3 separate regions of the Mus musculus genome follow, and all the other regions are linked to region 3. A link is a loop called in an ENCODE intact Hi-C map of the cell type or tissue named here. Cell type or tissue: heart. All regions are shown on one strand. Region 1 has its middle 4.6 kb from the start of Mirlet7d. Region 2 has its middle 8.6 kb from the start of Mirlet7a-1. Region 3 holds the start of Fam120a (family with sequence similarity 120, member A).

Region 1 (8,000 bases), 440 kb before region 3:
AGTAAGAGAGGGAGGGAGATAGGCACAGTGTAAGCAAAACAACTAATTAGTGTTTGCCAGAGATAGGAAGGGGAACGCTGAGAGTCACAGGGAATTTCTGAAAGTGATGGAAATGGTATGATTGTGGTGGTGGTTTCATAACTGTGTACATTTGGCAAAATTAATCAAACTGTACACTTACAAAATTTGTTGTATGCAGATTATATCTAAATAAAGCTGATTTTTTAAATTAAAAAAATTATTGATGCACCTATCCTTGGGCCCAACAAATCCATTTATGAAACTATTTTATGAGATGGAGAAAAAGATCAGTGGGTAAGAGCACTTGCTGCACAAATATGGGGACCTGAGTTCAAATCCACAGCATCTGGGTAAAATATCTGGATAGGGCTACACTTGCAGAGTATACCCTAGCAGAGACTGGGGGGCTTGCTGGCTAGCAACATAGTTCCGATTTCACTGAGAAACCAAGTTTTAAAGAAATAAGATGATCTGGACAGATGGCTCAGCAGTTGAGAGCACTGACTGCTCTTCCAAAGGTCCTGAGTTCAAATTCCAGCAACCACATGGTAGCTCACAACTATCTGTAATGAGATCTGATGCCCTCTTCTGGTGTGTGTCTGAAGACAGCTACAGTGTACTTAGATATAGTAATAAATAAATCTTTTTTAAAAAAAGAAAAGTAAGACAAAGAGTGATAGAATGGGACACTGAGCTTCTGTGGCCTCCATGAGCGAATTCACAGGCACATATACACACGTGTATGAGCGCGCACGCGCGCGCACGCACACATACACACACACACTACTATTGTACAAATAGATCTCCCCATGTAAAGACGACATTCCCTGGCTTCTCACAGCTCTGCTTGTGAGTCTTCACTAACAGGAAGCTCAGCAGTTAGGGATGGGCTGCAAGAGAGACTTGTCACATGGTGGTATTTATTAGCAAAAACAAAGAAATATTTTAGGTGATGAGCATGGGCTAGGTGAGGGTGTTTGTGGCCTCCCTGGAATGGGGTTCCCTGAGGGCATGCATATCTTTTGTCCTCTTAGCTAACGCCTCCTCATTCCTACAGCCTTCTCACTTGCAAGCTTCACAGCACTGCAGATACTTTTGTTCCTGAGGATTTGCACAAGAAGGAAGTTTCCCAGCGGGCTGAGGACCAGGCAGTTGCAGTGGCTCATGGATGCTATTTAACTAAATAACCACCAGATGGCAGCATGGCTCTGTTCTCTGAAAGTCCAATCTGCGACTACATCTGTCCAATGAGGAAGCCATTAGCCACATAAAGGGCCATTGAGCACTTGAAATGGGACTATTTCTAATTAAGGTTGTTTTCCACATAAAACGCACATGGTATTTTGAAAACCGAGTATTAAAAAGGAGCTTAATACGTCTAATTAGTGCTTAGTATTGATTATATGTGGAAATTAATGTTGTATATACGCAGTTAAAATTATTTTCACCTGCTTTCTTTGTACTCTTTACAAAAGTAAAAATGCAATTACCAGGAAATTTAATTTACACATGTGGCTCACATTATTATATTTCTAGTAGACAGTGTTTCACAAGACCTTTCATAAACCCTCACAGCAGTATCAGCATGGAGCCCAAAAGGCAATATTCCTTGTCTCTTTCAAAATGGCAGACTTGTGAATGTCATAGAACTCCTTCATGACCACAGCAGAGCCAGCCCAAAGGAGGAGGTCACACCAAGGCCCTCGAAAGCAACAGGAAGACTCTGGCTGTCTTGGCTATTCCTTCTTTCTGCTAGGTGCAAGAGGTGGCTCCTATGAGAAGCTGCCAGTGCCAGCTGCCATGGGCCTTCCCCTGTTTCTCTCACTGGTCCTCCAGTGTAATTACAGTGAGGATAGAGAACAGGATGAAGTGTCACACGCCTTTAATCCCAGCACTTGGGAGGCAAATGCAGTCAAATCTCTATGAGTTTGAAGCTAGCCCGGTCTACATAATGAGTTCAAGGACAACCAAAGCTACACCGTGAGACCCTGTCTTTGAAAATAAAAATAAAAAAGAAAGAAAGAAAAAAGTGAAAGAAGGAACCACCCATGAAGAGTAGGCTAGTACTAGAAGTCACATGACAACCTATGCATCTTGTTTCTTACTCTTTCTCTCACTGCCCTCCGCATTGAGATCTTACAGGAGTAAAAAAAAAAAAAAAGTTTCTCCAATTCCATAGGAGATTGGAACCAGTGGCCATATGCTCTATGTCTGATTGGCAAGAGGTTAGTGGTCCAGGGATAGGACATGAAGAACACTGAATGGACTAGCTCAAGGCCAGCTATGATCCAGATGAGCAAGCTCAAGGCTCCCAAAATAGATTTAAGAGCTACTAGGCAATACTGGTCCATGACAGATTGGCCAGATTTAAAGCATTTCAAGACTTCCTCTCCAGGAGAGCATGTGCTAAGTGTTGTTGCCCATTACCCTGACAAACTTTTCAACTTTCTGAGTATTTAACCCTAAAATATGTACATACATACATGTGTGTATGCATGTATAACATTTGTGTGTCTCATTTCTGTAAGACAAGATCTTACTATGTATGTCACCCAGACCAAGCTAGTCTCAAATTTAAAATTCTCCTGCCTCAGCCTCTCAAGAACTGGGATCATAGATGTATATTCATTTAGTTAGGTATTTTACATTAGATTGCACAGAAAAACAATGGACTCAACTCTTGCAGACAGGGGGCACAATGAATATATACATACATATATACTCTTTAGGGCTAAATATGTATGTTCTTGTATCTAATACTTCTATATAACATTGTATCTTAATACTTTGCTAATATGTACTCTTGTATCTTGTACTTCTACTTCAACTGAATTCTGAGCAAAATGGGCTTCTGAAAAAAGCACTCTGAAGTGGAAACTTAAGAGTTCTTTGGAAAGTCAGGTGGATGATGTTTTCCTGATGCAAGCACATGAAGGAACATGTCATTAATGTAGACACAGGTGTGACAGGCTAAGGCAGACTCCTGAAGGAAGTTTCCCTGAAGCAGACAAAGGAGAGAGGATATTCTGCTAAAGCAAGCACATGAAAGGGAAGAATTCTTTGCTAACTACACCCATGCATTGGTCCACCTTACATTGCATAGTTGAGCTGCATTTGTCAGGACTTCATTGAGAGAAACACACCAAAAAACTTCTGGTGGTGTGTTGCAGTTTCTTGCCACTTTCTGAAAGTGGGCTAATTGGCAGAGTGATGTCAGCTGAGACAACACAGGTGCTGAGGCAAAACCTGTGGAGGACACTCGATGTTTGGAGAGAGGATAAATAGGACTCCATGCAGCAGAGGCTGTGCTTGGCTTGCTTACAGAGCTAGCTGTGCAATGCTTGTGAGCCTAGTGTCTTCACTGATCATCACTTCCCTAAGAGAGGCACAGCCCAGAACTTCTCCTGGCTTCTCGCCATTGACTTGAGCCAAGGCTGAGGCCTAGCTGTCTCTGCTAGGTAGTGCCACAGCTGCTGAGTGTTTGCTATCCTGACTCTACCAAACTGGACTGCTGGTGTATCCATGAAGTGTTTGTGAGTGAACTGAGATGCTGCTGCTGCTACTAACCTGTAAACTAAACTGCCGATTTCCAGACAACACAGACAGAAGGTGCCCCAAAGAACCTTTCTAAACAGGTCCGCTTCCCTGCCCCCTCCTGTATCCTTTCTTTTCCACTACCTGGGGGGTGGGGGAGAGGGCTAAAAGGGAGGTTAAAGCATTTAAGAACCATCATTAAAAATAAGATTTTTGGGGCTAGAGAGATGGCTCAGTGGTTAAGAGCACTGACTGCTCTTCCAGAGGTCCTGAGTTCAATTCCCAGCAACCACATGGTGGCTCACAACCATCTGTAATGGGATCTGATGCCCTCTTCTGATGTGTGTCTGAAGACAGCTACAGTGTACCCATATAAATAAAAATAGAATTTGAAAACATTAAAGTTTCAGCACACTCCTTCCTAGAAGTGCCAGCTCTGAGGGCAACACAAACATGGGGACAACAGGAGTGGTATAAGCCCCATGTGTGATTTTTCAGATGTGTCACTGTGGGTAGGCTTTGAGTTTCAAAAGCTTACAGCATTCCCAGTTAACCGTATCTCATGGTGGTTGCCTCAAAGTGTCAGCTCTCAGCTAGGGCCCCAGCACCATGCCTGCCTGCTGCCATGATGGTCATGGACTCACCCTTTCTAAGTTGGTTCTTCTTGCTTGGTTACAGTGCTTTGTCACAACAGTAGAAAAGTAAATAAGGCCGACTACTTGTGTGTTCTTAATTTTATCACTGAAATTGTTTTACTATAAAGCATCCATGTTTCAATTAATTTTTAAAATATTTTTATTAGGTATTTTCCTCATTTACATTTCCAATGCTATCCCAAAAGTCCCCCATACCCTCCCCCCCCAATTAATTTCTATATATTTTGTAGGTATTGTACTTAGGACACTGAGTTGGGTTTCTTTTTCAGATAATTCAGTTAGCTAGCCTCTACCAAAGCTATCAATTTTTCTATACTGTCTACCCTTTAACATAATATTTGGGGGTGTCTATGTAAAACATCCTTGTCATCTTCCAATAGTAAGAATTTTACTTCCCCCTTTTTCAATTCAAACATTCTTTCTCTTGCTTCATTGTTCTGGCTAGGGTGTACAGCATTTTCAATAAAGGTGGTTAAAAAAGGACTCGTCCTGTTCTTGATCTTCAAAGAGAAAGCTAGCAGCTTGTCTCACTTGGAGCATTAACTAGAACCTTGTTGTATATGTAGTTATATCATTTGGGATCTTAACTATGAATGTTAAATTTTATCAAATACCATTTCTGCATGTACCAAAATAATCATATGGTTAATTTATGTGTTGTGCGGTACTTACTGATTTGGCTTGTTATTCCCTCCTTGAATCCGTGAACTCCTCTTCATGGTGAGAACCCATTTTAATGTGCTTTTGGATTTGGTTTTCTAGTTTTACTTAGTTTCTCATCCATCTTTATAAGCATACTGACCACTGACTTGTGTCTTTATATAGTTTTACTATATTGATAACACTGGCCCTGGATAATGAGTTTGGAAGAATACCTTCTTTTCCTCTTCATATACTTTTGAAAAGCATGAGTTGGTTTTTGTTCTCTTTTAAATGCTTAGTGGATTTCAACAATGAAGCTTTTCTATGGTGGGGGCCTCATTACTGATTCATCCAATTTCAGAAACTGTGTCCACTTCTTTCATCAGCTATGTAGAGGTGTTCACAATTATCTATATTTCTACAATGTCAGATGCAACATCTTTATTTCCCCTAAGTACTGTTGTCTCTCAGTCCTATCTTGCTGGTTTTTGCTTGTTAAAAATGTTATTTCTGCTTTAATCTTTTTTTTTCTTTTACTGACCTGAAGATCAGTTATATTTTCAGTTAAGTGTTAACAATGAGTTATTTTCATGATGTAGATACTGGTCACAATAAACTTTTAGTACTACTTGTTTTAGTATGTGGTTCCCATTTTCGTTTCATGAAATTAAAAAATTTTAATATCCTTGTATATTGGTTACAGTGTAAATTCTTTGATCTCTCCACACCACCCCCACCTTAAAATAGCCTTCAGTTTTTTCTGTTGACTGATGTCTATTTGTTTCTTTAATGAAGTACATTTCGTTGTTCATCTACTTCCCTTAAAAACTGGCCATTTCCTGATGATGCTTACTTTATTCCTTATCAAAGCATGATTCTACAAAGTCCTTGATGTGGGCATGCAAGTCCACATGTAAAAGATTAAGGCTTTTATTCTCATTTTAACAATGTTTTTGTGACATTTTATAAACAAAAAGGTTTTCTGGACATGTAATCACTTCTGCTGTCTTAGCACTAGCTGGTACCTTCAGTAGTTTACAGTAGTCTTGGTTTGATCTGTTAATTTCCCACTAGAAACCATCTTGAAGCTCCTGTTCCAATAAGCAGTTATGGAACCATTCAGAATTAGAATGACTGCAGGAAACCCAATTACTGAGCCTACTCACCTTTACCACTGATGTCCCTTCTCTGGGCCTTACGTGGAGGGGTTAGCTCCCAACTCAAAAGGCCTGTTTTCCCTCCAGACTAGTCCATCTTGTGTTGCTAGGGGTCTACAAGGAGGAACCAAACCAACCCACGGCCACCCACTCTACAATGTTCAGTCTGAGCCCAAAGGCCAGTCACCAACACAGCATGAATTCCAAAACTAATGCAAACATTAGTGCCTAGGCCTGTGGCATACTTACGCCTGAAAAATGACACGGCCAGACAGTGATATACGCCTTAACACAAAACCAACTGGACTTTGGGTTATTCTCTACACACTGTAAAATCTGGGGAGGCCTGTTGAGGACATAGGATGCTAAAATGAACTAAGGTCTGACCTGATTTAGCTCTTCTGAAGGTATTTTGTTGTGACTACTAATTTATGTTCTTATGGGGAGCAGTTTCTGGACACCTTGTTTCAGCTCTCTCCCCCACTTGCTCTTACTCCCATCTACCCTTTTCTTAGTGCACTGGTACTCAAACTTCCTTGCAGGCCTGATTATATTACTTTAAAAAGCACATCAGGAATCAATTTAAGGTGACCCAAATTTCCAAAGCATCAGGAACATCCGATGCTCATGATCATTGAGCTCGATCCTAGTCTGGCTGCCAAATCCCAAGATTGAGAAGTTTTGGGTGTCATCAGCCTCTCCCCACTGCAATGCTGTTGTGCCCATGCTCATAGAACCACCACCCAAGGGACCTATATTCTCTTATTTTTAGCTCAGCCAAAAAGCCTTTTCCTGAGAACCTGATCAGTGTCTTCACTATCCCCTCAGGGTTAACTTTCAGGATTCCCCTAATACACTGAATTTCCTCTGCAAGAAACTTAACTCTTATTGTAGGGTAATGCATTTCTCTCACACACATGACTTAAAATGATGGCCCATGTCTTAAAATTTAAGAATCTGGCAGAAGTAGGCAAGCAGTTTAGAGGCCAGCCTGGCTTCCATAGTGAGTTCCAAGACAGCCAAGGACATGAGACTGTCAGACTTAACAGCAAATGCTAGTTCTCTTTGTTTCCATCAAATTACTGACCAATCTAAACCCCTGTATCACAAGATAGCTATAATCACTAACACCAGTAGTGTATTTGTACAAGTTTCTCCTCCTGAAATACAAAACCTTCACAATTCCACCTCAATGGTCTCATATATGTATACCCTGAACTCCCAATTGTTTTAGTTTTGTCATTTTGATTACAAGGTATCAGGGTAGAGGGAACCTCAATGAGAAAAATTCTATCAGATTGGTCTGCAGGAAAGTGAGATATTAAACTGAGTTGGGAGGGCTTGGCATAGCCAACCTGTTTTAGGAGATACCACCCCTAGGCAACTGGTTCTGGGTTGTAAGGAAGCAGGCTGAGCAAACCATGGTAAGCAAGCCAGCAGTGTTCCACAGCCCCCTTTCGGGTCTTGCTTCTAGGTTCCTGCCCTAATCTTACCCAGTGGAGTAACATCAGCGATTTTAGCTAAAATAAATCCTTCCCTCCTCAGTCTTTATTGCAGCAATGGAAAGCAAAGACACCAACCTCCTTACCCAAAGTTTTCATAGGAGACATTACTATTAGTAAAGTTACCTGCTTCCCTCATTTGGTAAATGTTTGAACTATACTGAGGAAATGAAGAGGTATTTGCAAGGTAGTATTTGCTTGTGCAAATTCAAGACTCAAAGGTGTATGGAAATGTAGCCACATTTATAATCATATATAATATGAAATTACACGAACATTTACAAAACAGGAAATTATAAATATTGAATTAGCCTTAGTAATACATCTATGAATAATGGTAGTAGACACTAATAGAAAGTGAAGTTATAATAGATACCTAAAAAGATGATTTGGTGTCAGGTATAGTGGTACACAAGTGTAATTCTAGCATTGAGAAGTGGGATAGAAGGATCTCAGGTTCAAGGCCAGTCTAAGCTATACTACTGGGT
Region 2 (8,000 bases), 420 kb before region 3:
CATATCAATTTAAAACAAATTATCTAAAATGTCTCAAAATATTCCTAAAGTAACAAAAGTACCTTTCAGCTGTCTTAAGAGAATTTAAATCTATCTTGTATCTAGGAAAGGTCTTTTGTGAGATAAAGCTGGAAAACCAGAAAAGTTTTGTCTATCTTTAAGACAAACATATCCAGGTAGCAAATATGAATTTTTGAAAAGTAGCTAAATAATGCATCACAGTTGCATTATTCATTAAGAAACAATTACCAACACTGAAACTGAATATCTCAAAATGGTACACACTGTAACTAAAATATACTCCTGCTGTAATGTAAAATACTCTAGATTTCACTAGGTACCAAAAAGGCAAAATCATTATATCTAGTTAATGCAATCTACTCTTAATTGATTACATAATGCACAGAACACCCACAAAACTCAAGGACCATGTAAGGTGCCACCTTTACCCCCATTACTTTAGTCCTGAGAAAACATGAAAAAAAAAACATTGACAATTAGTAAAAATAGTCTTTATAGTATAAGTTTCTAAAGACATTCAAAGTTTTGAAATACTGCTAGCCTTGAGTGCCAAAATATACTTCCCAACTTATACACACTTAAATGGGAGAGGGGAGCAGTGTTTTACACATTTCACCAAATATGACTATAGAGCTGTTTCTATTATTCCTTGGAGATCAGTGTAAGAGAGGAAATGTGCTCTTCAGGAGGACATTAACCATTTCTGCCACTCACAAAATGGTACTTTGCAGGAAAACTAACAGATATAGCTGATGTAGCACATTATTTCGTATTTTAAATCTTCCTAAAAGTTTCTGATCACCACATACTAAGTGATTCAGGATACATTATTTGGAACATTCATTGGTGGTGCTTCCATCTAGCCTCCTTTATTTGAAACAGGGTCTTATACAGCTCAGGATGGCCTGGAACCTTCTACATAGCTGAGGATAACCTCTAACAGTGCAGGGATTGCAGGCAGGAACTGGAGATGGAACCCAGGGCTTGAGGCATGGCTGGCAAGTACTCTTTATCAACTGAGTGAGCTACACCTCCAGCTCTGGCTTTGTAGTATTTTTAAAAAGGCTTCTTTTTTTTAATTATTTTGTATTATGTCTGCACAAATGTGGACATCGAAGGATAACTTGGAGTCAGTTCTCTCCTCCCACCATGTGGGTGAGTCCCAAGGATTCAAACTTGGGTCACTGTCAGGTATGATGCTAAGTGCCTTCAACCACTTATCTATCTGCACAATTGTCACCAACTCACACTGGTTCTGTAACATTAGTTACTGAAATAAAAGGAACTTGATATTTAGGATGCTATTCTCTAAACCAATTAGTTTCCTTAGTTCTGGAGGAGGTTTACTAGGGACATTTCCCAGGACCCTCAAGAAATCTAAATGAGACTTACTAACATTAAATTATTATGAGCATTTATTTTATTAGTACTGGAAACTCAACCCACCAATTCAGGCATGTCTGACAAGCTTTCTATCACTGAGCAACAACTCCAGCAGGACCATTTGTTTTAATACTTCACTCTGTGAACTGAAGTACTTTTTTTTGTTGTTTGTTTGTTTTTGAAACAGGTTTTATCTGTGCAGTCCTGGCTGTCCTGGAACTTGCTCTGTAGATCAGGCTGCCCTCAAAACTCTTGAGATCCACCTGCCTCTGCCTCCTGAGTGCTGGGATTAAACTTGTGTGCCAACACCTTCTTTATAGCCACATGTTTTGCATTCCTCTACCTTTCCAGCTTGAAAAATTACTAAGTCTCAAATCAGCACAACTTCAATTTATAGTGGGGGAGGGCACAGCTTGCTTCAAGTCTACAAAACTATCAATTTCTACAATAAAATTACCCATAGGGTAAAATGCACGCCCCATCTACACAATTTTGATAACACTTTTTAGACCCGACTTAATTTGGAAGATTTCTATTCTCTAATTAAAGTTCTTACATTTCCAACTAGTATTTTTGTTACACTAACAATTTCAAATTTCCCAAATATTACTGCTTCAACTGACAGAACCTAATGAAAGGCCAGAATGCTGAAAAATCTGTATTAAACTAACTTTTCTTTTTTTGGCTTTTTTCGAGACAGGGTTTCTCTGTGTAGCCCTGGCTGTCCTGATACTCACTTTGTAGACCAGGCTAGCCTAGAACTCAGATATCCGCCTGCCTCTGCCTCCCAAGTGCTGGGATTAAAGGCGTGCCCGGCTAAACTAACTTTTCTTATAAAAAGATTGTTTACTTGTTCAATTTTCTTCACAAGATTATCAGGCAATCAAAAACAAGAACACTAATGTTTTAAACTTCAAAAACAGGTTGCCAATATTTTTCAACAGTTAAAAAAGCAATCTGTCATCGTCTTCCATTTTAACTAAGTTTCTAAAGTTTTTCTCCGCCCCCCCTTGTCCTTTCATAATTATCCTTTTAACACAAAAAGTTGAAAACTACAACACAGACGATCACTTCTGACACAGACCCTGCACTAACAAGCGGGATCACCGAAGGGCAGTCCTGGCCAAGGGCATAAAGGTTACCACCCTGCCTCCGCTAAAGAGCGCGCCGAGAGATAAGTTTTCTTAGCCGGCCTCCGAGAGGCCACCCGCTTCCAAGAGTTTGCAGCCTCCCCAGTCAAAAGGCCAGTCTCGTTTCCGGTGCCACCGAGCTGCAAATCTCCTACCCCATCCCCTGGGATACAGTTTCCTCCCGCTCTCGCGCTCCCCTCCCCCTGGCCAAGGACGGGCAGCCGCAGCGATCCTCCAGCCCCAGCAGCTGCTCCAGGCCCTCAGGCCGCAGTTGGCCGAGCGGAGCAGGGGCAAGCAGCCAGCGTTGGCTCTCCGTTCCCTCCCTGCCAGCGCCTTCCCGCCCCGCCCCGTCCCTCCCCGCCCCCCGCACTTCCTACCTTCCTCCATCCCACCCCCCCCAACCAAAGCCAAGGTCTCCCCGGCCCACAAACCTGACGGCGGAAGTGACGTCATAGAGGCCCGGCTACGTCCGCAGCCAGTCACGCCACAGCGGGGAGGTAGCCCCGACCAACCGGCGCGAGCCAGAGGGCGGGACTTCCGTCCGCCGCAAGTTTGATTGAAGCGGCGGGGGAGGGGCGAGGTGAGGAATGTGAAGAATGACCCCCCTCCCCCGCCCGGTCGCCGAGGAGCTGGGCGGGAAGCGGAGGGGGCTGGGGCAGGCCAGCGGCCACGCGGCACCCCTCCCCCGCCCGAGCCCCAAGGCCCACGGCATCCGTGGGCCACCGGCCCCGGGGCCACCCGCCTGCCCGAGGCGCCCAGGCCATCCCACGGGTCCCAGGGTGCGGCGCGGCAGCCCCCAAGTCTTCCCTCCTGGTCGCCCGCTGCCGCCGCCGCTGAGTCTGGAGGAGGGAAAAATGGCGACGTCCCCGCGCTCGCCTTCACGCCCGCAGTACCCACCTCAAGCTCGCGGATAAAGGCGTCCCGCTGCCGCCACGGGAAATGGTCTGGCTTTCCCCCCACCGTGGCCCTCCACCGCCGCGCCCGGGAGAGAGCAGCGCGCGAGAACCCGGATGGAAGCGCGGGCGGGCGGGCGCCGCCTCGGCGGCCTGAGGGAAGGCTACGCGCGCGCCGGGAATCCGAGGCGGGGGCGGGAGCTGCGGGCAGCGCGCATTCCTATTGGCGGACGCTGTTGACGGACGTGTGCCTCGCCCTCTCGCCTTAGCCGGTCGGGGCTCACCCGGACCCCCACTGGAGGGTGACGGCTGAGCCCGCCCCCGCCGCGGAGAAGGCGGGTCTGGCCCGCCCACCGTGACAGGCTCCTCTTTCCCTACTGGAGGACCGGGAGAATAGCGAGGACCGTCCTCTGAGTCCCGCCCTCCGCGGTGATGGACAAGTCGTGTCACGTGGCCTCCGTCCGCTCTGCCGGCTGCGAGGCGGGAGGTGCTAGAGTTTTCGGGGCGGTTTTCACGTGTACCCAAGATGTTGGATTCACTCAGTCTTCCCTCTCGGGGGCTCCGGGGCTCGACGCCAAGGCCACTCCATACCTCACTTCACCCATCTGTCACATAAGGAGTTAGGTCTCCTATGGTGTATCTTTTATCTCTTTTATTTTTTTTTTCTTTCCCATGTATTGAAATTTTTGTGCTAAAACTTTTTCAAAGCAATCTTTACGAATTCTTTTTTTTTAAATCAATGCAAAAGCATTTCTTCATTCTTACTGGAACTTTCCATGCACTAGGAGACCTCTCTGCTCTTTGGTGGGTGGGTTGGGGTACTATTTAATGATAGTAGGTTTGCACGGTTTAAAAAAGAGAGTCAAGAGAGTCAAGCATCAACAAAACCCTATGAACATTCATCTGCAATCCATCCAGGGGAAAAAGGCACTGTACACGTCAGCAAAGTGCTTATATTATAAACTCCAACTATAAGCCATCCTAACATTCTCTGTCCAAAGCAAATGACAAGAGAGTTTAGAAGATGGGAGAGTTTGGGACTAAAGTGAACAAGTGAACAAAAAGAAGAGGAGGGTGGTGAACCTTGTGGGATAGGTAGGATATGGGGAGGAAGAGCTTCAACCTTCAGGATATACTGTGAGAAAGAGGATTATAAACCACACGATGTCATCAACTCTTCATACAAAGCTGGACTCCTCACAGTAGGTTTTCCTTCGTAGGCATAGCGGTGTGGATTTTGCTGTTTCGTTTTCTTCCTTTTTTTCTTTCTACTTTTTTTTTTTTTTCAGTAAACAGAAACCTAATTTGAAGGTGACTTACAGAATCAAAATGCCTCAATATAGCCACCTGACTGGCGACGGATGGCTGAAGCTTCTGGTTTCCGTCCTAAGAGAAAGAGACATTCTAGACTATGGGAATTGGGACCTATAAAGTAGGAGTAGCCCACAGAGAAGCCACCCCCTGGGCCCTGAAAGAGCAAATTCCTTCAGCCGAGGTCCTTGGAGAGGCCCACCCTGTGTCCTGGAGGCTTTGCTACCTCAGTTCCGTTCCACCTCTAGCATGACTCCCTCCAAATTTTCTCAGTCCAGACAAACAAGTAATTGTAACCAAAACTGCCAAAGTAAAGCATACATACTTCTCGAAATGTCCTCTGGCCTCTTTGCCTCAGTCCTCCCCTTGTTAAGATCTCCTTTGACCTGTGTCTTCTCTTTTGTCCTTTCGTTCATTGTTCATTGCATGACTTCAAGATGATATATTCACTTCTTGATCTCCCTGCTGTTCATCGATCAGACTCTCCGTCCTTATTCCGGGGTGTGATGGGCCATTTTAGTGTGTCAGTTTGAGCCACCATGCCCCAAGATATCTTATTAAATAATATTGCTGGATGTCTGTGAGGATGTTTCTAGAAGAGATTAACATTTAAAGTGGTAAACTAAGGAAAAACTAATGGCTTTGCCTAATGTGAGTGGATATCATCCAGCCCATCCAGGGCTTGAATGAACCAAAACGGTACAGGGACACAGGGTGGCTGAATTCTCTGCTTTCTGACTCCTAGGCCCTGAGATTTCACCAGCAGCAGCTTGCCTAGGTCTGCAGCTTCCATATGGAAAATTGTGGGCCACGGCCCAGCTAGATGGCTCAGCAGATAAAATGTGCTTGCCGCCAAGGCTGATGACTAAGTTCAGTTCCCAGAATCTGCATGGTAGAAGGGAACCAACTCCTGCCAAGTTGTCCTCTGACCACACAAACGCACACATATATGCTGAGTAAATGAAAAAAATTTTTTTCAAGGAATTAATAGGACTTCTTAGACTTCATAATCATTGATCGAAGAAGACACATACACATTTATACGTAGATGCTCCTTGTCTTGTGATAAAGTTTGGACCCAATAAATCAATATTGTAAGTCAGACTGTCATAAGGTGGGAGCATTGAATACACTACCAGTTCTGCTCTTCTGGTAAACACTGGCTAATACAGCAGATCACCTTTGGCAGTTGGCCTAGGCCTTGTTATAGCCTGGTCTGGTTATCATAAGAATGATATCTGTCAAGCGGGGCAGTGGTGGTCCACGCCTTTAATCCCAGCCCTTGGGAGGCAGAGGCAGGTAGATTTCTGAGTTTGAGGCCAGCCTGGTCTACAGAGTGAGTTCCAGGACAGCCAGGGCTACACAGAGAAACTCTGTCTTGGAAAACAAACAAATAAACAAAAAAAAAAGATATCTGTCAGTGTCTTCCACAACCTCATCTACTCCATAGGCCCCATGACTCCTGAGGGGCCTTAAGTGCTAGTACTCCCCGAGGAGTCACAACAGAAAAAAAAAAAAATTCCACAAGCAGAGACCTCAGGCAGAGAGGGATACTTTCCAAGGTTATCCTTAGAGAGGGGTGGACATCAGTTATACTATCTGTCTCACATTATCTTCCTCAAGGGGTTTACAAACAGGTCATAGCCCAGGGTTCCACGTGTTCCCAGAAATGCTTGTTACTCTCGGGCAATGTTTTAAATCTATCTTAAATTGGCTGACAGCATTCAAAAAAAGATCAAGACGTTTAATTTGAAAATATCTAGATGTCTTGGTTTTCTCAGAAAAAAAAAAAAAAAGGGAATCTCTGCATTCAGTCTGCATTTCAACATGACACTGTACTCTCCGTGCAAGCTGAACTCTCCTGCCTACCAGTCACCAATGAGCCTGCTTCATTTTTATTCTGAGCCTGGTCCCTGAAATCATTGAATGAGTCCTCTGGACTTAAAGCAGTCTCCTCTTGGGGTGGGGGTCAGGGATTGCTCCCGACCCATTTCAAGTGTGAGGTTTCACTGAGCTGACACCTTCACCACAGAGCTGAGAAGGTGGCACAGGCAGAGCAGTACTACAAAAGTCACTATCTAAATGAGGTCAATTAGAGTTCCTTCCTAAGAGTGTATCGGAAATGAGCTCAGAGAAGAGAACCCTCATGACCTCGGCCCCAAAGCGGCAAGGACATAAGGAGAGGCCTATCTGCAAGAGTAGAGAAGCAAGGGGCCTGGGAAGATAGCTCAGTGTGGTCATTAGTTCAGTCAGTCTCAACACCCACATAAAAAGCCAAGTGTGGAAGCAGGCCCCTATTTCCAGGGCTGGGGAGACACCCAGCCAGCCCAGCAGAGTCAGTGAGCTTCAGGTTCAGCGAGAGACCCTGTCTCAGAAAATAAAGGTGACTGGCATTGACTTCTTTCCTCCACATGTACATACATAAGTGCACAAACTACATGTGCATGCACACACACAAACACGCACACACACACACACACACACATTCGCGCACATGGAGAATCAGAGACAAAACGCTGAGAGCGGGGGTTATGACAGAAGCCGAGTCCCTGCATTCTGGGATTCCTGAGATCACAGTGATGAACCAGCCTGCCTCCATCTTAGGCTTGAAGGCTTCTTACAGTAAAGGCAAACTAGGTTCATTCCTCTTTATGATTAAATCTGTTTCTCAAGGATTGGCCTGTAACCTTAACTACAAATAGTTCTGTGCTGCCTGTTCCAGGAAACAACTACGTCCTTGTTTCAAAAAGTTGTAATAACCATCTTGCAACCCTACCATTGTTTGAGAAGATTGCTATGAAGTCCACCTTGTTATGTTTTGCTTCTGTAAACCCCACCTATTTAACTCGACAGTCAAATTCCCCCATTTGGAAACCCCCTACCCCTGAGCTATAGAAACCTTGTCTTCCTCACATTCAATGCTGATCTCTTGAACCCCACTTTTAGGAAGCGACAGCCCATGTACGTGAATAAAGAAGCTTGCTTTAATTAATTGGATGATTTGGGTTGGTGTCTTTCCTTGCACGTTTGGGATTAACAACAGTACCATTTCCCCAGTGTCAGACACAGTTTTCTCTCTATATGGGAAGTACGTGGAGTCTGTGTGAGTCATGTTCAACGGTAAGGAAGTTGGGAGGAGGATGGGCATAATAAGATTCAGAACCCACATTCCAACCATCTACTAACTGCAGCTTTACTTACTCCTGAGTAAAGGGGGTCCCCAAAAATTAGTCAGTAGCTTCCTTACCTAAGTAGCAGAAAG
Region 3 (8,000 bases):
CTTGGCTTGCATGTATGTATACACGTGTGATGCATGTGTGTGCATGTGAATACACACATGCTGTGTGGAAGCCAGGGGTTGACGGGTGTCTTCACATGGAACTTACTGGTCAGCAAGCCATGGGGATCTTGTCACCCTACCAGCACTGTGGTTGGAGCTACACAGTGCAATACTCAGCTTTTTCTGTGGGTGTTGGGGTTCTACTTTAGACCCTCTTTCTGTACAGCAGGCACTGCCAGTACTGAGCCACCTCCACAACTGCTCGTTGTTTTGTGGGTGAAGGTGGTGGGTTTTTTCCTAAGGCAAGTTCTCATGGAGCCTAGGATGGCCACTACCAGGCTACGCAGGCAAGGATAGCTCTGAACTTCTGCTCCTCCTACCCTACGTTCTGAGTACTGAGACTAGAGGTGTGTGCCACTATGTCCAGTTTTTGCAGTGCTGGGCATGGACCCCTAGACTTCACACATGTGGGGCAAACATTCTCAGGCCCAACACCAGTGTCTATGGGAATAAAGTTTCATTAAGAAGATACCAATTGGCCCTGGAAGAGCACTAGCTCCTCCGGAGGACCTGAGTTCAATTCCCAGCAACCACACGGTAGCTCACAACAATCTGTAACTCCGATTCCAGGAAATCCAACGTCTTATTCTGACCTTTCAAGGCACCAGGCACAAAAGAGGTGCACAGACATAATGCAGGCAGAACACCCAGAAACATTATAAATAAAATAAGGACCACCCAATTCCAGCTGCTCGCCCATTCTGGAAGATAGTGATAGTGCATCACTGGTTAAGTATCTGTGAGCCTCCAGAAAACATTTAAAAATCCAACACACAGACACACACATTGAAACATACACTTTCTTAAACAGAGACCACCGAAGATAATTTTTATGACTCCAAAATCATCCTTTTTAAAACATACACAATCATTACTTTAAACACTATCTTTAGTTTAATGTGTGAGAATGTTCTGCTTGCTTGTATGCACCTGTGCCACTTTCCCGTCTGGTGCTGTGGAAGTCAGAGGAGGGCTTCAGATGCCCTGGAGCTGGAGTATTAGATGATCAGGAGCCACCACGTGGGTGCTGGGAATCATGTGGGCCCTCTGCAAAAGCATGTGCCCTAACCACAAAGCCATCGCCCAGGCCCGCAAATCACCCTTGTGATACTGCACTACCCTCAGGGATGCTGAAGTACACAGGACTGCTCTCTTGTTTTAAAATAGTTCCCAGAATTCTGTCTCTGCTTTTTACAGCTTCACATCTTCTCTCTGGTGCCACCTTTTGCTATTAATGGAGCTCCTGCCTCCAGCAAACTATCTTTTTCACCTCTCCTCAGAGTTGAGAAAGTGGACAGCCAGGATTGCTAGAATTGCATCTACAAAGACTAGAGAAGGCTGAGAGACAGAGCAGGCAGGAAAGGCAACACTGTCTCAGGAGTGCACACACACACAACAGATATAGAGACAAGGACAGACAGAGGAGACTCTAATCTGAAGTAATATTCAATCTTTTATTGAATGTCTCTGCTGACTAAAAATACAGCCCTGTGCAGTTAGCAAAAGCAGGTAAAATAAAACTCTTTTTGTGTCTTAGATGTTACTTCCCATCACTAAGCAACACTAAAGCAGGTCCATTTCCAGGCTGTCCACTAGAGGTAGATCACAGAGCAACAGCTTTGCTTTCCCCCTCTGAGAGCCCCAGGCTACAGAGAAAAAGTGAGAGGCACACACTGCCTCTCACACGAACTCCCTAAGAAATGTCAGGCTGTGTATCTGCCATATTCCTGGGCCAATCACCAGGCATCCAGCCACCCCCACCCACACACTTAAACACAACTTCACCAATTGCAACAGGACCCTGGGTGGGACTTCCGCAATCATTTTAGGCTTAACTACCACCATCACCACTGCCAGCAGGGATGGTCAGGAAGAGGGAGACATGCTAAAAGTTGTAACTCAAGCTCAGTTTCCAAAGAAAAGAGCAAGTTGGAAGACAGTAGCAAGTCTTAAAAACTCAAACAGCCTCACCCCTCCCCAAAGAAGTGTTTAAAAAAAAAATCATGAAAATGCAAAGCTATTCAAAGTTGAGGATCAGTTAGGTGCTCGGCTCTCAATCAACCTCGGAGCCCTTAAGTTCTCTGGCCCAATTCTGGCTGCAGAACCTTCTGCCAACGGGACAGCAGAGGGCTAACATGTGGAGCTCTCCCTCCTTACCCACCAATCAGGGCTAGTGAAGGTCACTCAACACTTCCTGTGCAGCAGAAAAACAGCTCTCACAAGCTCCTGCCTATGCCAAACGACCCCCAAATTCTTCTTCCTGGTCCTAATTGCTACCTTCATAGTAGACATACAGAACTGAACCACTTTAAAACTCAGAGAACTGACAAGAGCCCATCTCATCAAATTCACAGTACCATGAAATCTAAAACCAAAACGTTACCATAGACAATTTCTCCAAACATCTCATTTTCAAAGGTAGAAGAGCAGGGCATCTGCCTTGAGAATTAAGAGATCAGCCCTGGTTTATAACAAGGTTCCTTCCTCTCCCACAGCTTTGGAGGCTCTGTTTTCAGCTTCCTGTGCCTAAGGTCCTGGCAATATACTCTCATTATTTATTCTCCAGACTTCCAAGATAAACCTGTTGCTGGGAAAGAGTGGGTTAATTTCGACAGATGGGTATATGCTTAAGGATAAGGCCAGTGGGTAGCCTGTCGGCCTCTCAGGGGAGGAGAAAGACTGAGGATGTGGGAGACGACACCACCGATCCCACTTTGGGTGAGGGTCTATCCACCAGCCTCAAGTGTCATATGAACAAGTCTATGGGCCCACAGAGGCCAGAGAGTAGGGAGGAATGTGGTGGGTAGACTTCAACCACACCAGGCCTAAAGGCCCGGGCATCCATCTTGCTCTAGGGCCCCTCTGCCTAGCTTGCATCAAGCCTGGGCATGGTGACACGCTATGTCCCGAGAGGGGCCCTGAGAGACACTGAAGCCTGCTGAGGCCTTCCACGGGCAGGGGCACCCAGGACTCACTCTGGGCTAGGCTGGGCTTCCCGGAACTAGTTCAGCGCTGACAGTGACCTAAGAGACCTCCCAAGTCCAACCCAAATCCAAGCCCAAAAAGACCCTAGGCCAAGCCCCAAACCCCTGGGCCAAGGAACCTCAGACTCAACTCTGATCGCTACCCAAGCAATCCCAGGCCCAGCCCGAAGCGCGAAGAGGCCTGTAGCCCAACTGTGACTCCTGTCCAAGTGACCCCAGACCCCAACCCTGACCCAAACCCGAAGGGAATCGGTCCAAAGGGCACCAGGCCCGATCCTGACTCAGGCCCAAAGAGACCCCAGCCCCAGCCCTGGGAGACCCCGGCGAACCGGCTGCAGCCGCACCTTGACGTGGAAGCGGATGAGCGCCAGGCGGATGCAGTGGGCCATACAGACCGGAGGCAGGAACCAGACCTTGGGCGGTGGCGTGCCCTTGTTCTGGACATGGCTGACGATCTGCTGCGCTGTCTGGCGCTCGTTGCCCTGCCGCTTGACCCACTCGTGCAGCCGGGCCTTCTCGAGCGCGCCATTGAAGAAGACGAAGAGCTCGATGTTGCCTCCGAAGCAGGCCTTGGCCAGAGCCGCCAGGTAGCCGAGCATGTGGTTCCACTGGCCGCCGCTCACCCAGTCGGTGTAGAAGCCACCGTACAGGCGATGCAGGCAGTTGTCGGCATCCACCAGCAGGCGCAGCGGGGTCTGCGGGGGCCGCTGCCGCCCGCCGCCCACCAGGCTGCCCCGGGCCAGCTTCTGCAGCTCCACCGGCACCACGGCGCTCGGACAGTGCTTCTCGATGTAGTCCTGGAAGCCCTGCACGCCCATGGCGGCGGCGGCGGGGCGCGCGCGCGCGGGCGGCGGCGGGGCCGGCGGCGGCGGGGCTGGGGGCGGCAGGGCCGTGGCGCGGCCGGCGGGCGCGGGCAGCCTCAGGGCTGGCTGGGGCTGGCCGGGGGCGCGCTCACGGCCGCCGCGGCCGCCATGTGCTGCCGCCTCCCAGGGCCATGTCTGGGGAGGGACCTGCGCCGCCGCCGCGCTCTGCGAGGCCGAGGCCGAAGCTGGGCCGGGCGGGGCGGCGCTGACGTCGGGCCCGCCCGCGCGGACGCGGGAGGCGGAAGAGGCGGCGCCGGGGCCGCGGCCGGGCTCCCGGGGCGGCGGCGGCGGGGCGGAGAAGGCGGAGCGCTACTCGGCTTGTCGGGCCCTTTAGGGGGCCGCAGCCGGGCGGGTTCGGGGAGGCGCCTGGGCCCGTGCAGGCCGCGCCCGGAGGCCGCGGCCTCCGAGGCTGGCTCCGCCCCGCTCGCGGCTGCGGGCCCGGTAGGCGTGGCCGGCAGCCAGCGCTCCTCCTCCGCCGCGTGTGTCGCGCGGCGGGGTTAGGGGGAGCCTGGAGCCCGGGAGCGCGAGCCGCGGAGGAGGACGGCGGCGACAAGATGGCGTCGCTCCCGGGACGGGACGGCGGCTTCACGGCCTGGTGTCGGGACCCGGCTGAGGAGACTCCCCGAGAGGGGCAAGCCTCCCCGGCGTGCGCCGCCCTCCGGAGACGAGCGGACGTGCGCTGCCTCCAGGGGCTCGGGCTGCGAGGGTCCGGCTAAACCCAGGCGCCGACGGTACGTATGCTGAGCCAGGACCAAACGTTCTGAAGGAGAAGCTGTCCGCTGGGGACCTGGGCACGTAGCTCAGTTGGCACAGTGCTTGTCTGGGATCTTCGATCGCCCAGGGTTCGATTCCCGCGTGTTGCTTAGGCCGTAATCCCAGCATTCTGAAGTGGAGAGTAGAGGATCAGAGAAGTTCAAGGTCATTCCATCCAATTGGAAGCCAGCCTGGGCTACATGAAACCCGCCTCCCGCTCCCCCTTCCCCCAAGAAAAAGGAGCGGTTTTTTTTGTTTGTTTTGTTTTGTTTTTTTGCTTACCTTCAATTTTTCATCTGTTCTTTTTCTAGACAAGCCGCTGCTGGAGCGGGGTGCACTGGACACAGGAGTGACCCATCCATCGCACAGAACACCAAGTTCATGCAGACTCAAAGCCCCCCATCAGAGTCTTCGAGAATAGGCAAACTGAATTCTATAGTTTCTTTTAATTTTTTTTTCTTTTAAAGACTATTTTTATTCTTTGACAGTTTCATGCGTGTATACAATGAACTGTGATCATAACACCCCATTCTTCCACCAATCTCAAACACAGGCTCCTGTGATGTAGACAGATGAAATGCGCTTAGGGCCTTGATGGATTTTCCTTAATTTTTTTAAACCCGATACGTTATGCCACTTATGTATAAAATTAGTGATGAGGCCACTAGTCCGCCTAGCTGAGTAGAAAACTTAATCCCAGAGTAAGTAATTCCATGTCATTTAGAAATTAAGATTACACTTAAAGCCTCACTAAATAATAACATCCCCCAAAATAATCAAGTTTTATGTAATTCACAGCTAGTATACAAGATTGCACATGAATCACTTGTATTTTCTTAACAAGATTACATTCCATATATATTTCATTCACTTGTTTAGGTTTGTGTTTATTTTTGTTGTGGTTTCTTGTTTGCTGGCCTGCTTGGGCTAGCCCTTTGCCATCCTGACTGCCTGGCCTGTTTTTTATTTCTTTTAAACATTACTGCTTTTATTTATTTATTTTAAAAAGGGAGAGGGGAGAAAGCTTTTGTGCTAGCACCCATGATTTTGGAATTAAGCATACATTTTATTTTAAGACCGTAGGATGGTGATCCTTCTAAAAGAAAGTATCACTCTCCTTAAGAGAGCCTTGGCTTTCTGTGGCCTCCCAGGTTGTTATACAGATGTTAGCAATGCCAGCTTTTGTAGTCACTTCTGTACTCTGTGATTGTATAGACTGTGCTTTGGAATTTTGAGAACTTTAAAATTCATTTTCATAATAAAAGCCCTCAAAATTTCATCATGCTTGCTTTCCCTGTTTAACTGTGTATGCCCTCCAAACTTATTAATGATTGGGAAATTGTTTGGCTAACAACGCTATAAAGAAAATTCAGGAGTTGAGTGATGTTTAAATTTTCTAAATATCTAAATCCTATTTGAAAAATACTAAATCTTAGAGTCTGCTTGGGAATACAATATGATTAGGGACTTTTTTTTCTCCATTTAGGGCTGTATTAGAGAAACTTTTCATGAAGTGATTACCACACTACTGAGGGGAAAAATAAATGAATAATACTGCATGACCATAGACTTCCAAGAATTCTCACCCTTTTAATTCCAGAACTCAGGATGCAGAGGCAGGTGGACCTGGGTGAATTGAAGGACAATCTTCTGTACCTAATGAGTTCCAGGTCACCAGTGCTACACAGAGAGACAGAGAGACCCTGTCTCCCCGACTGCCTCCAAAAAAAAAAAAAGGATTATGACTACTAGATTAATAGAGAGAGCCAGCCAGCCACAGAGCACAGAACTTAAGCAGGCGGGGGCGGGGGGGGGGGGGGGGCGGGAGTTTACTCTCAGCATTTCAACTTGTTTCCCATCGGCTAATTTACTTACAGCTTAAAGCAGGAAAATGTTGCCCTTTTTTTGGTTTGGGAGTTGGGGTTGGGTTTTGGGAATTTTCGAGGTTTCACTCATAGCCCAAGATGCCCTGGACCCCACTGTGCAGCCAGCCAGCCTCAATATACAGCAATCATCCTCAGCCCCCTGAGACCTGGGATTGCAAGTGCAGGGCATGTTGCCCGCCCAACATGATGCCTACCCGACACGCCCCGAGATCAGGAGGAGAGATCAGGAGGAGACACGGTATTCCCGCTGGGGTTTGATTCCTGGGGTGTGCCTAGCCCTAACCTGTGCCTGGGTGCGACTTCAGAGTCCCCACAGAGCATGCGCACGCTTGGTCTGCATGCAGTCTCAGGCTGTTCTAGTCTGGGGGCTTCTGGTACTCTGGGATTAAGCTTTCTACTCAGCTAGGCGGACTAGAAATGTTCTCTTCACAGCTGCGAATTCATTTTCGCTTTGAGCTGTTTTAAAAATACATTTTATGGGAAAGTAAGATTCTAACTTTTGGGTGTGTCTTAATTAGGCTTTCTCTTGCTGTGGTGGAACACCAGGACCAAAAGCAGCTTGGGTTGGAAAGTATTTCTTTCACTTACACTTGAGCTTTCCTTACTGAAGGGAAATCGAAGCAAGACCTCAAACAAAGCAGGCACCTAAGGCAGGAAGGAGCTAATGCAGTGGCTGCAAACGGTGACTGCTCATTGGCTTGCTCGGCCAGCTTGCTTTTATAACCCAACCACCAGGCCAGGAATGACTCCACCCACAAATGGCTGGGCCCTCCCACGTTAATCATTAAGAAAATGCCTTACAGACTTGTGTACAGCCTGATCTTGAAGAGGCATTTTCTCAGTTGAAATCCCTTCTCTTAGATGACTCTGGCTTGTGTCGAGTTGACATAAAACTAGCCAGTACAGCACAGATAAAGAGAAGAGTCCTAACCAGGTGGTGTGGTGCCCGCCTGTGATCCCAGCATTCTGAGTTCAAGGACAGCTGGGTCTATCTACAGAGTAGGTTCCAAGATAGGGCTAGACAGAGAAACCCTATCTTGAAAGACCAAAAAAGACGATGAAGAAAGAAAAGAGCAAATTCCTGGAATGGTTACTATGTGAAGAGCTACTTCCCATGTCAGCCATAAGTCCCTGCATGTCCTTGAGGCTGGAATTGCCCCTTGCTTGCCCATCTGTACTAATTGAGGTTGTTTGGTGTTCCTTATGTCCTATGTGCCGAATGCTGGCACCTAAAACCTCTTCTCTAGCACCCCTCTTTCCTGAAGCTAGAGATTGGGGACCATGCCTTGTGGACTTCCACCCAGGACTCCTAAACTCTGTTTTAGGCTAGGATAGAAGAGGAGAAAAGAGAAGTGTCTGACTTTGCACTGGAACCCAGGATCCTAGTAAGAAAATTTTTCTGAATCAACAAGTCTTATCTTTTTCCCCTCAAATAGTGAATGGTACTAAGAGTG

The links. A loop is a pair of places that touch in the nucleus more often than their neighbours do. Peaks named below come from ENCODE experiments on the same cell type or tissue, not always from the same donor. Only the 100,000 strongest peaks of a DNase experiment are listed, where the experiment ranks them.
Region 1: it touches region 3 in a loop (2.2-fold over the local background); 4 of 42 quality-filtered maps call a loop at or near these places.
Region 2: it touches region 3 in a loop (2.5-fold over the local background); 4 of 42 quality-filtered maps call a loop at or near these places.

What each region holds. Positions count from the first base shown.
Region 1 is chr13:48,527,489-48,535,488 of GRCm38, forward strand. No RefSeq gene overlaps it. Among named protein-coding and RNA genes, the nearest start is that of Mirlet7d, 4.6 kb to the right of the region's middle. In heart, a CTCF peak has its summit at 1,211 (motif pointing right); DNase peaks (open chromatin) are centred at 1,203 and 3,433.
Region 2 is chr13:48,542,919-48,550,918 of GRCm38, forward strand. No RefSeq gene overlaps it. Among named protein-coding and RNA genes, the nearest start is that of Mirlet7a-1, 8.6 kb to the left of the region's middle. In heart, a CTCF peak has its summit at 3,791; DNase peaks (open chromatin) are centred at 3,113 and 3,763; H3K4me3 peaks cover 3,693 bases; H3K27ac peaks cover 2,749 bases.
Region 3 is chr13:48,963,967-48,971,966 of GRCm38, forward strand. Fam120a (family with sequence similarity 120, member A) reads right to left here and starts at 4,094. Exons shown (of 18, transcript NM_001033268.3): 1 at 3,389-4,094. The coding sequence starts at 3,862. It overlaps Fam120aos (family with sequence similarity 120A, opposite strand), which reads left to right and starts at 4,146. Exons shown (of 2, transcript NR_015601.1): 1 at 4,146-4,638; 2 at 4,972-5,939. In heart, CTCF peaks have their summits at 1,630, 3,719 and 4,570; DNase peaks (open chromatin) are centred at 1,835, 2,935, 3,445, 4,345 and 2 weaker places; H3K4me3 peaks cover 4,516 bases; H3K27ac peaks cover 4,451 bases.